2 separate regions of the Homo sapiens genome follow, and region 2 is linked to region 1. Evidence: chromatin loops called from intact Hi-C (ENCODE). Cell type or tissue: mammary epithelial cell. All regions are shown on one strand. Each heading gives the region's core, and the rest is flanking DNA. Links, peaks and the distances in the headings are about the cores only. Region 1 has its middle 82 kb from the start of MIR181B1. Region 2 overlaps LINC01221 (long intergenic non-protein coding RNA 1221).

What was found. Hi-C counts contacts between places; a loop is a spot of excess contacts. Peaks named below come from ENCODE experiments on the same cell type or tissue, not always from the same donor. Only the 100,000 strongest peaks of a DNase experiment are listed, where the experiment ranks them.
Region 2: a loop joins it to region 1, with 15 times the contacts of the local background. A loop is called at or near these places in 6 of 110 quality-filtered maps.

The regions. Positions count from the first base shown.
Region 1 is chr1:198,775,152-198,778,065 of GRCh38, reverse strand. No RefSeq gene overlaps it. Among named protein-coding and RNA genes, the nearest start is that of MIR181B1, 82 kb to the left of the region's middle. In mammary epithelial cell, for the core only: no CTCF peak of the experiment used is centred there; a DNase peak (open chromatin) is centred at 1,325; H3K27ac peaks cover 1,817 bases.
Region 2 is chr1:199,045,543-199,048,456 of GRCh38, reverse strand. All of the region lies in intron 2 of LINC01221 (long intergenic non-protein coding RNA 1221), which reads right to left. Among named protein-coding and RNA genes, the nearest start is that of LINC01222, 28 kb to the right of the region's middle. In mammary epithelial cell, for the core only: a CTCF peak has its summit at 1,616; no DNase peak of the experiment used is centred there.

The sequences.
Region 1 (2,914 bases), core at 248-2,747:
TCTCATCCTTTTCATTAGTTTTGCAGATAAGAAAAGTGAAAATTGGACTCAGAATTTGGCTTAGTCAAAGCAGACTGGTACAGTACCTGACAAACTCAATTCCCAAGTCAAAGGTCCTTGAATATAAGGTGTACAATCAGTAGACTCCTTTTTCAGATGTCTATGTGAGAACTACAGTAAATGAGAGGTGTGTGTGTGTGTGTGTGTGTGTGTGTGTGTGTGTGTTTTCATCCCAGTCTAGAAAAATGGCATGAAAATCAAATGATTTGCAGCACAGCTAATGGTAAAATCTTCCAAATCCAGAATTCCTGTGATCATTGTGTACTTCACTCAGCAGCATAAACCCTGGTTTTCGTGGCAATTCCCAGTTGAAGTGAAGCTAGTTGCGCCTGGGGAAACTTGATGTGATTGTTGCTAACTATTACTTATTTTCATGAGTTGGTACCATTTCAAGATTTGTGGTGCAAGGGTTTCTTTAGAAGTCTGCAGCCAGTATTAGTTCAGTCCTTTTGAACTTACAAAAGCACTGTCACATTCACAGTGCACTTGGTACTCATGATAACACTATGAAGTGTTGTGGCAAATATTGCTAGTTGTTGCCAATTTCTATGTTCTTCTTCTATAGTAACAGAATTTCTGCTTTTTGTATGGACATAAAAGCCACATATCCCAGCCTAGTTAGGTGTGGCCATATAGTTAATTATGGCCAATGGGATGAGAGTAGAGGTAATGAGGTATAAGTAGAGTTAATGTTTGTAAATTCAGTGCTCTGTCAACAAATGGGGACAGCACACTGTCTCCACTGGCTGGAATAATGCTGGGCTTGAGAAACCTTGTTCTAGGTGATTTTGAAATATTCATGAATAATAAATGCAGATTATTATCATTATAAAGATAAATGGTTGTGTGACCTTGTACACATTATTTAATCATTCTAAATTTGCTTCTCCAATCTAAATTTGAGATACTAATAGTCGCCACAAGGGATACAATAAATATTAGAAGGGACGTATATAAAGTGTGGATGACAGTGTTGTCAGTACTAATAGCAAGCAGAGCCTGGTTTTGAGAACCGTAGAGTGTGGAGGACAAGAGGGGAAGAGATACAGAGGCGACTGCAGGAGTGGGACTGAGAGGCAGCGGCCGGAGTCAGAAGGCCTTCCTCTTTCTCATGAGGTGGCTGTGGTGCATTCTTTACTGAACAGGACAAGACTCTGTGGTTAGTGCTGGAACTCTTTGTCCTGAGTTAACAGTAACAGGAAGAGTGACTCAATATCCAGCCTCAAAGGATGGAGAAGCTGAGTCTGGTTTGAAACTTCCTCTCTCAAATCAGGGTTTGTCTGGGAACTAGATGAGTAGAAATGACTGTTAGTGTGCTCCATAGAGACCAATAGGCCCAGCTAAGACAGGCTGGGTGGGAAAAAAGGCCAAGGGAATGAGAAGGTTTGGGCAACAGGAATTTTTATTAGCCTTGTGGTTTGAGCTAAGTTTTAATAGCCAGTAGACCTATGCTTGAATCCCAGATCTACTACTTAGCAACTGTTATTGGTACCAATTTCCACATCCTTAAAGTGGGAATAATAGCTACCTTTTGAGGACTGTTAATCACAGCCATCATCTACTGAATTCTTACCGTGGATCAATCACTTTCGTAAATATTTGTGTTCGTTATCTCAAGTAATCTTCACAATGCTGGAAGGTAAAAACCGTCATGATTTCCAGGTTACGGAAGAGAAAAGTGGGGCATAAGGAGGTCAGAACATAGACTCATACGATTAAACTCTACTTCTTTGTTGCTTTTCCACTTAGGATTAAATGAGAAAATATAAAGTACTTAACACAGTGGTTGGCTCATTGTCTTGAATAAATGGTAACTTTTAAATATTATCCCAATTTTAGAGATGAAAACCATGAAGCTAAGAACAGCAAAGCAAATTTCCCTGAATTGTGTGACTGTTGGTAGAACAGGGTTCACGCGTTTCACTCCACACAGTTTTGATGCATTCTGCCTTGCGCCAAAAGGGTATCCAGCAGAGTGGAAGCAGCTGCTTCACCCGGGATGGAGGAGGATGTTCAACCAGCTCTCAGAGGTCATGCCTGAACTCTAAGGACATGGCTTTATCCTTCTCAGGATGTATTCTTCGCCTGCTACATCTTGAACACAGCAACCACGAGCAGTCTTCATCCCATGACCGCTGCCCCCGCCTTGTTTCCACAGACCCAAGCTCCTGCAGTGCTCGAGTCACATGATCAAGCGCTCATTTCTGTTTGTGAAGTTTCTCAGCCAAAAGGAAAACCATTAGGTATCAAATTGCAAGTAGAAAGCATCCAAGAAGCTGCCTATTCCAGCACCAGTTCCTGCCAAAGAACCTTAAATAAACTTGGTGAAGGGAAGATGTCTGAAATTACTCTATACTCAGTATATTTAGTTAGATTAATAATAGAACTTGATTTCATCTAACTAATTAATTTGAGTTCTAAAAGCAGACACAAATAATAGGCTTGTTTTTTTTCATTTTTTTTTCATTTTGATTCCCTTTGGGGATTTTTTTTAGGGGGGGTGGTGTAAAATGTTAGTCAATGTACTACTAAGGATAAAAGAAAAACTATCTATCTAAAGAGTGAAGTAGCTCTTTATATTTTTAACCAAAGGTGAGAGGTAAAGTCAAGCAATTTCTCTAACAATCAATTGTTATATACAGCAGTAACATGGATAGAAAAGGATACTCAAACAGGAAAAAAAAATCAATACAACTTAAAAAACATAATTAAACACGTAAAATGTTTGCCTTTATTTTTGAAAATTATCTTATTTCAATACAATATTTTCTGAAGGAAAGTGAACAGTTATGTCCCCATTTAAAAAAAATAAGTCTAATAAGGTAGACACTCCTTATGTTCTACATGACAATGA
Region 2 (2,914 bases), core at 295-2,794, 270 kb before region 1:
TCTAAGTCTTTTCACAGGACAAGAACTTATTTTATGAGTCTGAGTCCTCCAGTGTTGGGTGCATATATATTTAGAATGGTTAAGTCTTGTTGAATTATACCCTTTATCATTGTGTAATGTCCTTCATGGTCCTTCTACATTTTTATTGGCTTAAAGTCTATTTTTTCTTATATAAAAATAGTGACTTCTTCTCTTTTTTCTTTTCTGTTTGCATGGTAGATCTTTCTCAACCCTTTGAGCCAATGAGTGTCATTATATATGAGATGGGTCTCTTGAAGACAACAGATGGTTGGGTCTTGTCTTTCCATTCAGCTTGCCACTTTATGTCTTTTAAATGGAGTGTTTGACCCCACTTAATTCAAGGTTAGCATTGATATGTGTGATTTTTGATCCTGTTAGCTGGTTGTGCAGTTGCTTTAAAGTGCCTGTGGGCTATCTGCTTAGGTGTGTTTTGTGGTAGCAGGTGTTTTTTTCATTCCATGTTTAGCACTCTCTAAGGACCTGTTGTAAGTCTGGTTTCTTTGAAACAAATTCCCTCAGTGTTTGCTTATCTGAAAAGGATTTTATTTCTCCTTCACTTATGAAGCTTGGTTTGGTAGGATATGAAATTTTTGATTGGAATTTTTTTTTCTAACAATGCTGAAAATAGGCCCTCAATCTCTTCTGGTTTATAAGGTTTCTGCTGAGAAGTTTGCTGCTAACCTCATAAAGTTCCCTCTGGATGTGATTTGACCTTCTCTCTGGTTGACTTTAAGATTTTTTCATTTGTGTTGATCTTGATGAATCTAATGACTATGTTCCTTGGGGATGGTAGTCTTACATTGTATCTAGCTGGGGTTTTCTATATTTATTTGCATGCCAACCTCTCTAGTGAGATTAGGAAACTTTTAATGGACTATATCCTCAAATATATTTCCCAAATTGCTTATTCTCTCTCAGGAATAGAAAGGAGTCATAGATTTTGTCTCTTTATATAATCCCATATTTCTTGGAGGTTTTGTTCATTCCTTAAAACTTCTTTTTCTTATCTTTTTTTTTTGGTCTGAGTTAACTTAAAGAACCAGCCTTCAAGCTCTGAGATTCTTTCCTCAGCTTAGTCTTTTCTGTTCTTAATACATCTAATTGTATTATGAAATTCTTGTAGTGAATTTTTCTAGAATTTCAGTTTTGTTTTTTTTTTTTTCTTAGAATGACTGTTGCTCTGGGATTATTTTACTGGATTCCTTGAATTCACTGGATTGGATTTCAGTATTCTCCTGAAACTTGATGAGTGTCCTTGCCATCCAGATTCTGAATTCTATGTCTGTCATTTCAGGCTGGTTAAGAACCATTGTTGGGGAGCTAGTGGACTCGTTTGGAGGTAAGCGGACATACTGGCCTTATGAATTAGCAGAATTATTGTGCTGATTCTTTCTCATTTTGGAGGGTTGGTGTTCATTTAACTATGATATAAGTTGAGTATAGTCACTTGGCTTCATTTCTGGATGCTTTCTGAGGGTCAGGGCTCTGCATAGGATCTTTATGTATGGGTGAATTGTTGTGCTTGTTTTCACAGGCATATATGTTATTAGCAGGATAATTTTTGTTGTTGTAGTTTGGGCTGTGATGCAGTAGATGGTGCTTAAGAGTAATGGCTTATAGGTAGGCTAATACCAAACTGTACCACTTTATGTACTTCACTCAGTTTGCAGACATGCTCTGTGGTTGAGGGGAGATACACTACTCCCTCACCAGGTCTGCTCATGGCCCACTGGGGAGCCCCTTTCAATCAATGGCACCATGTCCACATTTCTTTTGTTAGGTGCTCTGGGCCGTGGGGCTCCCTTAAGGAAAGGCTACAGCAGGGAGATATGCCACAGCCTTTCTGGAATGGTCCTTCAGAAGGAAGCTCACCCCACTTCCACCCTGGCCCAAGAACCTGTGCATCTCACCTGTTGCAGTGCTTTTAAGATGGGGGCTCCTTCCCTGCTCAGGTGCAGGCTACAGAGCTTGGCTCATTCTCCCCAGCTGTGTGCTGCATCCCTGGGGGTATCCCATGGCTCAGAGTTGGGTTCTAGTTGTGCTGAGGGATCTGATGTGCTCTTGGGTTACCAGGAAAGTATTCTTGTGGAACAATGCACTCAGACTGGACTGCAGAGGCCTCACTGTGAACTTTTTTCTGCAGAACAGTTAGGCATGGACCCTATGGGGGCCAGTGGGCAGGAGAGGCCAGTGGGCAGGAGGGCTTATGGAATACACGTGCTCTAGTCCCACAGGGAAACCAGCCCTGCTCTCTCTTAGCTCAGAGGTCAGCTAAGGCCAGTGCCTCCCGGAGGTGCATAGAGATCCCTGGAGCGTGGCCATCTATGGCTGCTCTCTGCTGGAGCTGCCCAGTGAACAAACGCTCCCAGGCTCCATGCTGTCTGAAGGCTTGTCTCTGCCTGCTCCCTAGGAAGATCCTCCAGACAATTCATAAGTCCATGGGGGATGTGGGGTCCCCTGTAGCAAGGATCCCAGAGGTTCATGACAAGTGTGAGTCATCCTTCATTCACTTCTTTCCCAGGAACCATTCAGGTTCAGGAGCTAGCTCTAGCATTCAGGTACCCTGCATGGGGTTCCCAGCTTCCTCCCTGTTCAGTCTCAGCTTCAGCATCACCTCTTCATTGAGTTCGGCATTTTCTTTCTGAAGACATTCCCGAATTATGGTGGTTTACTTGATAATTTGGTCTCTCTGAGTGGGAGCAGTGCCTCCTGGCTGCATCTAATCAGCCATCTTGTTCCCCCTTCCCCATGTCCTGCACTTTTAAAGATGTCTACAGTGATCAACATTATCCAATAAACTGACTGAGCAATAATGCAATATAAGTATTTTGTAAAAGTGGAGAAAAGTGTAGAATGCATTATACATTAACTTGAGTAATACAATAATATCAGG